Regions from separate parts of the Homo sapiens genome. Here region 1 is linked to region 2. Evidence: read pairs that join two places in POLR2A ChIA-PET (ENCODE). Cell type or tissue: CD4-positive, alpha-beta T cell. All regions are shown on one strand. Links, peaks and the distances in the headings refer to the core of each region. The heading gives the core; the rest is flanking DNA.

Region 1 (5,382 bases), core at 166-5,165, 90 kb before region 2:
TAATATAGAGGGAAAGGTGGCTCCAGGAGTCAAAACTTCCTGAAAAATAAGAAGTCACTAACTCCATCAGCTAGTAGGATTCTAAGAGGTCTAGAGACATGGTCAGGAGCCCCTCCACGGCCAAGACCCGCTTCTGCTTTTCTGTCTTATAATAGTGCCAGCACCCTGCTGGGCCTGCCAAAACCAACAACAATAAACATGTATTTAGAAACCACATGTGCTAATCACCATACTAGTTGCTAGAGACTTTAAAATGAATTAGACCCAGCCTCTGCTTTCAAGGATCTTACAGTCTACTAGATGGGGGTGGGACGGGGGGACAGACTCATAGGCGACCACGGAAAAGGGAAAAGCCAACCGACCTGAGCACCAGGTTGAGCTTTGAGTGAAGAGCTGGGTGCTCAGGGGTAAAGAAGGTACTTCTGACTGGAGGCATCTAGGAAGAGGGAGCAGAGGCTTCAGCTCCTTGGATCTGAAAGAAAGCTCAAAAAAAAAAAAACCAAAAAAACAAAAACAAAAAAACAAACAAACAAACAAAAAACACAGAGTCTGCGTCTGAAAAGAACAGGAATCAAGCAGTTCCAGGGTTCTAAGAAGCAGAAAATGAAGGCATAATTCTGACCATTCCTTGAAATGAATGTACTCCCACTGTTTTGCTAGCTTTGTCTCTTCTGCTTAGGATTCAAAATCCTGAAGGTTCATTCTTTGGGTTTGAGAAGGTAAACCATCAGGAATTTCCATCTGGGAGCACGTTCATTTCCCAAAAGTAATTTCAGTCGGTGTTGCCAAGAGCAGGAAAAAGATAAAGGTGATGAAAAGGAAATGAAGGAAATAAATGTCAACTAGAGCCTTGGCAGACAGAGCTGGTTTCCACCCAGTCTCCTCTGATTTGGTTCAAAAAGGCAAAATACTCGATTTAAAATTCCTCCTACCAACCCTGCACACACACACACACACACACGCACACAAAACATGCACGTGCACACGCCAACATCCTTGAAAATAGAAGTAGTTGTAAGATCCAGTTCTGCCCGGTGAGTTGTAGGTAATATTCAATGAGTAGAGGTCATGGTTAACTTCTCTGAAACGAAATGTCCCCTCTGGCTTTTGGTCCTGCCCTTCTTTGCACCGGAAAATAATTGTGATGGCTGGAGGAGCAGCACCCATCTTATGACCTGAGGCTGAAGGATATACTCTAGGGTTGGGGTTGGATGACTTTGTAAAAGGAGGGAGACTAAGTCCTCAATGACTTTGTAAAATTATTTACTTTTTAGTAGAGACACTGAAACTCAAGCAGCCTAATTCCAGGACCCACATTACAATTAGTTTGATGAGTGTTGGTAGCAGGAGGTTTGGGGGTCTCCTTCCATTGATACTCAGCTCAAATGGCCCTATGCAGGAAACCTTGCCTAATTCCCAGGATAAATCAGGATTCCTTCATTTTATAGGTTCATGGCTCACCATCATTTTCCCTCTGGCAAGTTACCACAGTTATTTGTGTCACTATTTGTATGATGCCTGCATCTACTACCAGACTCTAAGCCTTGCAAGATATAGATATAGATCTAAAACTAGATCCATATCTCCGTCTCCACTGATCTATCTATCTATCCCTGTCTATCTACCAACCTACCTATATAAAGCCTTTGTATTCCTGATGCCCAGCACAGTGCCTTGCATAACATAGGTCCTCCAATGTTTGCCAAGAAAATGAATGAATGAATGAATGAAAGCCATGAGTTGAAACCACATCTTCAGAATCCTCCATCATTTCTACCAAGAAAAACAAGATGTGAACAAACAAATTTAGGATTTCTCAGTTTTTTATAAGAACACAGACACCCTTGAAGATTCAAGGGCTGATTGTTCAATATGATGGCCCTTCAGGGACTTCCTCTGGGCATCGCATGGCTTCTCAGGATGCACAAAGATTACAAGGGCAGGTCTGGTTTCCTCTTTAGGAGAGATTGAGTGAAAGAAGAAGCTGGTCCTACCTGAAGTCTGGGGATCATGTGTGTGTGATTATCAAGATTCATGCTCTGTGCCACTCCCCTGAGAGACCCCCAGGCTGTCCCCCCATCACCCTAACCTCTGATCAGTCTCCAGGGTCAGTGACAGAAAGCAACAAGCCTTTCCACGGTTCTGAATTTGAGCTGCTTGTGCATTGAGCACTGTCAGAGCCACATCAAAGGCTAAGGTTGGGTTGCCAGGTCTACACTGAAAGTCCTCAGGAGCCACAGCTCGGGAGGCAGGGGCTCTGGAGGCGCCCCCAGCTCCCTGGGGGACCAGGTACTTTCCTGAAGAGAACACATCACTCAGCTCTTCCTGTGCTTTTACTGTAAACTCTTGGTTTATGATGCACCTAAGAGGAAGGACAGAGGGGAAAGAGAGAGACAGAGACAGAAAGACAGGGGAGGTTGACTTGAAAGAAGCACAGTAAACAGCAACTGATTCTTACATGTTCAGAGCTGGGAGTGGCAGTCCCCACTGAGAGGCAGAGACTGAGGCCCAGAGAGGGAAAAGTGGCTTGCTCATGCCCAGGAAGCTGAGAGAGGAGAGAGGCAAACCCAGGCCTCTTTAGCTGGTTCTCTTTCCACCACATCTACATAGTCACTCTTCCTGAGAACCCTCTAGGATCCAGAAATGAATTGAGCTCTCTTTGATAAGAGAGGACCCCAAGAAGGAGCAGGGGAACGGCAATTATAGGTACCAAGAGCCAAGTATGCTCATGGCACAATGGCGGACTCAAGTGTCATCCCTTCCAGCATGTGATAGTCACTGCATCTCAGAAAATACGTAAATGAAAAAAGCCAAGGCCTCTGCCCTCACTGAACTCCCAGTCTACTGGGAGAGTCAGACATGCGCCCAGCAACATCCAATACCTGGCAACCTTGGAGAAGGGTTAGCAGTGCACAGAGGAAGGATTTGATGGTCAAGATGGGAGAGGTGCAATGGGAATCAGCAAAGGCGTTCTGGCCTTCGGGGTGAGTATGTGTTCATTGGTGGAAGAAAGGTCACCACAAGCAGAGGGACATAGGTAGCAAAGGCCTCAAAGTGGGGAAATACGTGGTGTAATCCTGGTGAGTCACCCTGTGACTGAGGCTTAGCTTTTTCATAAGGGACAGTTGCAGAGAGCTGACTAGGAAGGTAATTTAAACCATTGATGAAAACCCCAAAGCCGGAAGCCTGGCTTTGTGAATGTCTTAGTGCCCAGTGCAGGGCTAAGCACCAGAGACCCATGCTCTGGATGAATGATAGTGGGGCCTGATCATTGCCTACCTGGGGGCTTAATGAAGTGTAAAACCATGTTCACATCTCCTACCACCTGGGAGTTTGTGCCAAAAAAAACCCTAAAGACCACTTACAAAGCAGTACCTATCAAATACTGGATATTCTGAAGCACAGAAATCCTGTGGTAGACATGAGGATGAGTGGTCAACATAACCCCATCACCCATCTAAAAGCTTTATGAAATGGCTTACAATTAATTCTTCCAGAGAATAAAGAGACAAGAGACCTGAGACACAGTGACAAGCACATGGCAAAATGGATGACAACTAAGTCTACCATCGTGCCTATGTATGTTTGGCTTTATTTATTTATTTATTTGAGACGGAGTCTCCCTCTGTTGCCCAGTCTGGAGTGCAGTGGCGTGATCTCGGCTCACTGCAACCTCCACCTCCCGGGTTCAAGTGATTCCCTTGCCTCAGACTCGGAGGAGCTGGGACTACAGGTGCCTGCACCACCTGTACCGGCTAATTTTTGTATTTTTAGTAGAGACAGGGTTTTGCCATGTTGGCCAGGCTGGTCTTGAACTCCTGACCTCAAGTGACCCACCCGCCTCAGCTTCCCAAAGTGCCGGGATTACAGGCGTGAGCCAGCACATCCAGCCTGGCTTTCTCTTTTAAAAGAAAGAATTTTCTGGGGTGCTCTGCTTTTCCTCATCCTCATCCCATCATAGGAGGGGATGCCCTTTTTTCACCTCAATCCACATTAAGGGCCCTTTAAGAGAGTACACAGAGAGTTAGACCAGAGGACCCCGGAGTGAGATGGTTTTGAACTCTGGCAAGTAAAGGGAATACTATCTACTGGACCTTTTAAACCTGGAGTCTTATTTTACTCTTTTGTATGCCCAAAACTGAACATATATTGAATATTAGTAACCCACCTGCAACATGCTCTTCTCAGTCCTTGCAATGATTTGGAGATGTACCTTCACTACTGCATATAAAGACATACTTCATTCATCTTAACTGCTGTAAGGTGTACCCTCACATTTTACTTATCCATTCTCATGCTTAGCCTTTTTATAAATGTAAAAGAAATGCATGGTCAATACTGTGGAGTCCTAATTAGGGAAAGGAAGTCAGGCTGGTGGGACCAGGGGAAAGAAAAAAGAAGAAAGCAGATCAGCTATAAGTCCACCTCTCTCCATGGTCCAGCACATATAGCCCTCCTGCACCTAACTTATCACCAGACACCTGCAAGTTAGCTCACTGCAACCTTGGCGTTATCAGCACTGCACAAAGCCCTCCTCAGCATACAGCATGAACACCATTTTATAAAATCCCCAGCAAGCCTTTGTTTTCTTGCAGTCGGCTCCTCTCTTACCAGCTGCCTGTTGCAAACTCGCAACTTATTTTCATATTTTCTTTAATAAATCTGCCTTTCTTCATCTACAGCTGTCTTGGTAAATTCTTTTACCCCCATGCCACCAGCCCAGATAGTCACTGCTCACCGGTGACAAATCCAGAAAACTTGGAATATACAAAAGGGGAATACTTTAAAGCCTGTTACACAGAGGGATGATTTAGACAAATCACTCTGGCTGCAGTGTGGAGGTTAGGTAAGTGAAGGTGAAACAGGAGGCAAGGAGAGACACATCCTTGTCTGAGAGAACAATGGCCTGGTCACAAGTGATGACTACAACCCAGACTTCAAAGTCCAAGTTGCTCTGGCTTCAAACCCCAACCTTTTTTTTTTTCCCCATGATGACATATAATATATTCATAGTAGGGTGCCTGTCAAGACATCAAACAGGTTATCTGTTGAGATAAATTTAAAATTTAAGTTAGCCATTCTTCTATTTAGATATATACATATAAAAAAAAAGACATCACCTAGAAAAAAAACACTTCTGTGGGCTCCTCGAGTTACATAAATGTAGGTGATGCTTGCAGTGGGGCAAAAGGAGCCCAAGACAGAATCATGTATTATTGCATTAGAGCTGTCACTTCGGGAGACCAGGCAGGGGTACACAAAGCAAGGGGGTATACCCAGAGAGGGACCAACTTATATAAGGAGTACAGGTAATGTTTGCTTACTTTTGTGAAATGGTATGCATGCATTCTTAAGTTAACACTGTTTTATGACATTGTGGGG
Region 2 (5,353 bases), core at 1-5,000:
ATGGAGCAAAATTTGCATTTTTCTCAAGAAGGAGAGAAAAGGAGTAGGACTCCAGCAAAGTTTGTCAGAAGGAAAGCTAGAAAAGATTTAAAAGAAAAAAAGAAAGAACAAATCAGCAGTGGTGGTATGGATGAAAGGGACTTGAGAGAACAAAAATGGCTAAGGGAAAATTTTAAGTCATCTGCTGAGCAGTGTGCTGTGTCAACCTCCTCCTAGGTCTCCTCTATGAAATATTTAGTAAAGTCTACATTTCTCTTTAACTCTTTCTGTGAGTAGATTCTTTGGGAGAAGCAGGCATTGGAAGAGGTGTTGAATTCAGCAAGCCAAATGGTCTGTGGTAAAAAACAAAACAGACTTTGAGACTCAAGGCTAAAAAAACAGGGAAATGGCTGGCATTTGAGTCACACACTAACTGCATAGGACAAATGAATCTTGCTTAAACCAACTCATGCATTCTTGAAAAGGTATATGCAACCCAACTGTGTGTTAACTAAGCAATTTTTTTGCCATCTCACATTCTAACTCGAGAAAGATTCCATTTTCATTTTTCACCAACTGTTCTCTGAGCAGAGGTACCTGACTTTTGCACTGTGAGTGGTTTCTAATCTCAGTCTCTGTCAAGCAATGCTAAGAAAGCCAACACCTAAAGACACAAGGGGTACATCATTTAAATGAATAATGTAACCAAACAAACAAAAAAAGAGAATAATCATTAATAACTCAACTGATAGATATGTAGGGAGTAGGCAACCCAGGAAGTTTAAAACTAAATTCTGTTACTCTTGAGGGTTAACCAGCCCCTGGGAATGTTATGAGCAAATGATACTCCATGAGTAAAATGATATCTATGCAAGTAAAATAAATAATTTATCTAACTGGGAACTCAGGCTACCTAAAACATATGCCTCTTTGGTAAAAACTCAACTTGAGCTCCTTCCCTTGCTCCTACCCTCTGAACCCCACCTCCCCACCACACACACACACACACACACTCAGTGTACTTGCAGAACTTGTAGAGGAAGATGGTAAGTGAGCTCACAAAAACATAACAAGTCAATGTAGAGTCATCCAAACTGGAGTGGAGTGGTGCTATCTTGGCTCACTGCAGCCTCCCCTTCCTGGGTTCAAGTGATCCTCCTACCTCAGCCTCCTGAGTAGCTGGGACTACAGGCACGCACCACCACACCCAGCTGATTTTTGCGTTTTTAGTAGAGACGGGATTTCACCATGTTGGCCAGGCTGATCTCGAACTCCTGACCTCAAGCAATCTGCCCACCATGGCCTCTCAAAGAGCTAGGATTACAGGCGTGAGCAACCACACCTGGCCTCTAACCCTTTTCTGAATCATATATTGACCATGTACTGAGTCTATAGAGGATAGAGACCACCTGTGTCTCACATTCAAATCACCATCCCAGAGTGACCGGGGCGAGAGCAGGGAAGAGCAGAGGAAACCTCCAAATGTGGGGACTGTCCAAAGTAAGGTTGGAAAGACGTGACCTGAGGAATTGCAGAAAGGCTATAGGAGGCCCTATCAAGGCTGGTGGGAAATAATGGAGATTGGAATATGAGACTGGGCTCAAATGCCAGCTCTCTCACTAACCACACTCGAGGACTTCGCAAGTGTCTGCTCCCTGCTGGGCTTCCAACCAATGGGACTTCCATCAAGCCTGGCAGATCTCTCAGGAGTGTTCTAGAGATGATACAGGCTGACTTCTCCATCCTCTTAATTTAAGGGTTTGTCCCTTCCATCCCAGAATAAGTGGTATTCCTGGAATTGTGGGAGGCTCCCTTGTCTGACAGATTCTGCCAGCTTCCCTCAGCACTTCCTCCTTTTAGTTCTTGTCCACATCAAAACCTCTTAGGGCACTAGGCTATTCTCTGAGCCATCCTTTATGTGACTGGAGATTCTGAGAAGGAATTAGATAGTAGAGTTATTGTAGAGTAACTACTATATATTTAATTGTTTGAATATACCATAGTTTGTCCATTCTTCTATGCAAGAACATTTAATTTGCTTTTAGGTTTTTGCTGTTACACACAAAGCTACAATAAGCACATCTTCTTCTTGCACACCTCCCACCCCTAGTTGCCATTTTTCTATACAGCAAAAATACTCTTGGAAAATTATAAATGGTGTCACAAAGACACTGAGTTAACCATGGCTAGCGAGGGTTTAGACACCTCTGTGATCAGAGCTCATGACCTGGAGCTTAGTCTCTGGAATCTGAATGGCTCCTTCCATACTTTCTAAGTACTTCTCTGCTCTGTACATTCATTCAACACACATATCCCAAGTGCCAGTGAGTGCCAGGTCAGTTTACAATCCAACATGGTATGTGCTACAGCTCTGCCAAGCCACTGCGAAATCAGCCCTCATTAGCATAGGTTTGAAACATGCCTTTCAATGCACTCTGGGGCTTCCCTGGATCTAGCTCTCTTCCTGGAGAGTAAACAAACACCAGAAAGCATGAAGGACAAGCACAGCTCCAGAAGATTTCTCCCCCAAGATCAAATGTCTGTATTCCTCATGGGCTCTTCTCACAATTCTCCCCTGAAACTCTGCGATGGAAGATTGTCACTCAATGTATAGTATAATGACTTTCCAGGTTTTTTTTCTACCATGACCCAGAAGAAGAAAGGTCATGTTGCCAACGAGGACTAAGAAAAAAAAAAAAAAATAATAACTTACTGTGAAGACCTGAATTGATTTTATGATGCTCTCTTAAGTCACAACCCACATTTCCAAAATACTATTCTAGTGTGCCTTCTCCTGCTCCACATGTTGGAATGCTAAAAATATACTTTCCTTATTCTTTTGCAGCTCAGGCTCTAGTATTATTTAGTCTGAAATGGACAGAATTTTGGAATGTTTGTCCATCCAGCTAGCAAGGACAGCTGTGGAGGTGTTTGGTTTTTCTGCAGCTTCGTTTGCAGAGGTTTTCATGTTCAAATACGAGCTTAGTAGTTGGGGTGAGCCTAGGTGGTGGGGGAGAAGCATCCGTTCTGCTGATGTAGTCTGTTGCAGATGTGCACTGGTTCTGGAGCCCGGCAGCAGTAGCGGCTTCCTGATTGTAGTGGTTTCCTGTTCGCGGCAGCAGTTTTGTGGTTCTAGAGGGGCAGGCTTCCTGATTGCAAGATTATTGAAGAGACAGCAGCTACTATAGCAGCCCAGTTCCTAGGAGTCGCATTATAGGTTTCTCCTGAAAGCTCAATCTCGATTCTGTTTCCTCAGACCTCCTGACAATTCTACAAGCCATTTAACACCCTGTGATAAACCCCTTCCTGCCAAACAAGCTAACGCGAAGTCTGTTCTCTGCAACTGATTCCTCATGAATATAATAACAACATGTACAAACTGACCTCACCATTATGTACAAACCAACCCCACCATACTCATCCTGAACTTAACACTATTCCTACATTCCAAATCTCAAGGACTATCTCAGTCTCTGAATATCCTTCTTCTCACTTCCTACTCAATTAACACCCAACTAATTCCTCCAGTTTCCTAGTTCCAGCCACCACTCTCAATACCTCCTAACTCACAGCACTGCCTCCAGTCTTACTCCTTATAAATCCCATCTCCAGACAGCAATAGCATCTCCCGATTGTTCTTGGAATTGATAGTGATAATAACCATTTATCAAGCTCTTACATGTTATGACTTTTCCTGCACTCACTTATTTAATCTTCAAAGCAATCCAACGAAATAGGCATCATTGAGCCAGGCACGGTGGCTCAGGCCTGTAATCCCAGCACTTTGGGAGGTCGAGGCGGGCGGATCATGAGATCAGGAGTTCGAGACCAGTCTGGCCAACATAGTGAAACCTTGTCTCTACTAAAAATACAAAAAATTAGCTGGGCATGGTGGTGTGCGCCTGTAATCACAGCTACTTGGGAGGCTGAGGCAGGAGAATTGTGTGAACCCAGGAGGCAGAGGTTGCAGTGAGCTGAGATCATGTCACTGCACTCCAGCCTGGGCAACAGAACAAGACTCTTCCTCAAAAAAAAAAAAAATAGGCATCATTATCCCCATTCTTTATATAAGGACATTGAGAGTCTGCGATGTTGAGGAGCATGGCCAATGTCACAGTCAATGGACGGTAGAGTTGGGATTTAAGACCAAGTTTGCCTAACTCCACATTCCACGCTCCAGTCACTATGAACATAGCCTTCCTAAACTCTAAGCTCTTTCCACCAGGTCTCTCCCTATCTATCTCCTGAATGTCTCTCTAGTTTTGTGCTCAGCCCCACCTCCTTGTGCTCTATGATCAAATCACATTGCACTCCTTCCAGTTCCTCCAATCTTCCATGCTCTGCCTAGCCACCAGAAGCTTGCAGATAATTTTCCTTCTGCCTAGGATACTCCTGTCACACTCTTTTGCCTGATTAACTCCTATCATTGTTCTGATTTCCATTTCAATGTCACCTCCTCAGAGAAGTCTTCCTGACTCTGCTGGCTTCACTTAATGCCTTGCTGTCACCTTCCATGCTTCCCCATCGTTAATTGCATGACACTTTACCCTTCACCCCTGGTTCTCTCTATCATTCCTCTCCAACATTCAAATTCCCAGAAGGCAGGAACCCTACCAATCTTATTTAGCACTGGGTAATCACAGCCCAGCCCAATTCCTAGGACATAGTAGATGGCCATTCAATACATATTTCTTAAATGAATAATCAAAGAAAACCACTTTAAACATAAGTCCGTTTTAAGGAAAAGATATCAAGCCATACCAAAACAAAAGAAAAAAAAAAACAGTTCTTTTCAAAATATGGAAATGTTCATTGAAAGCCTCTATTTTTCTTAGAAATAATTTTCAGGCCGGGGACAGTGGCTTATGCCTGTAATGCCAGCACTTTGGGAGGGCAAGGTGGGTGGATCACTTGAGGTCAGGGGTTCGAGACCAGCCTGACCAACATGGAGAAACCCCGTCTCTACTAAAAATCAAAATTAGCCAGGCGTGGTGGCACATGCCTGTAATCCCAGCTACTCGGGAGGCTGAGGCAGGAGAATCGCTTGAACCCAGGAGAAGGAGGTTGCAGTGAGCCGAGATTGCACCACTGCAACTCCAGCCTGGGCAACAAGAGTGAAACTCAATCTCAAAAAAAAAGAAAGAAAAAAAGAATTTTCAGGGCTCAGGAGATAAGAATGCCTATTAGAGAAAGGTGAAATTTTTAGAAAGCAGAATCTACCTGTGCCATCTGAGAACATGGAAGGAAAAAAAAATAAATCTTTGCTTACTTTATTGAACCCCTTTTCTGAGCAAGGTGTGGTATATTTGCTGTAGAATCCATCACCCTTCCTATCTCTGAGATATCTATATGCTATTCTAGTCATTTTGTGATT

What was found. Peaks named below come from ENCODE experiments on the same cell type or tissue, not always from the same donor. Only the 100,000 strongest peaks of a DNase experiment are listed, where the experiment ranks them.
Region 1: POLR2A ChIA-PET joins it to region 2 with 5 read pairs; 4 of 35 experiments call an interaction of 5 or more read pairs at or near these places.

The regions. Positions count from the first base shown.
Region 1 is chr9:114,986,851-114,992,232 of GRCh38, reverse strand. No RefSeq gene overlaps it. Among named protein-coding and RNA genes, the nearest start is that of TNFSF8, 59 kb to the right of the region's middle. In CD4-positive, alpha-beta T cell, for the core only: no CTCF peak of the experiment used is centred there; DNase peaks (open chromatin) are centred at 2,252 and 3,072; H3K27ac peaks cover 1,239 bases.
Region 2 is chr9:114,896,674-114,902,026 of GRCh38, reverse strand. It overlaps TNFSF8 (TNF superfamily member 8), which reads left to right. Exons shown (of 4, transcript NM_001244.4): 4 at 1-882. Among named protein-coding and RNA genes, the nearest start is that of TNFSF8, 31 kb to the left of the region's middle. In CD4-positive, alpha-beta T cell, for the core only: no CTCF peak of the experiment used is centred there; a DNase peak (open chromatin) is centred at 3,066; H3K27ac peaks cover 2,362 bases.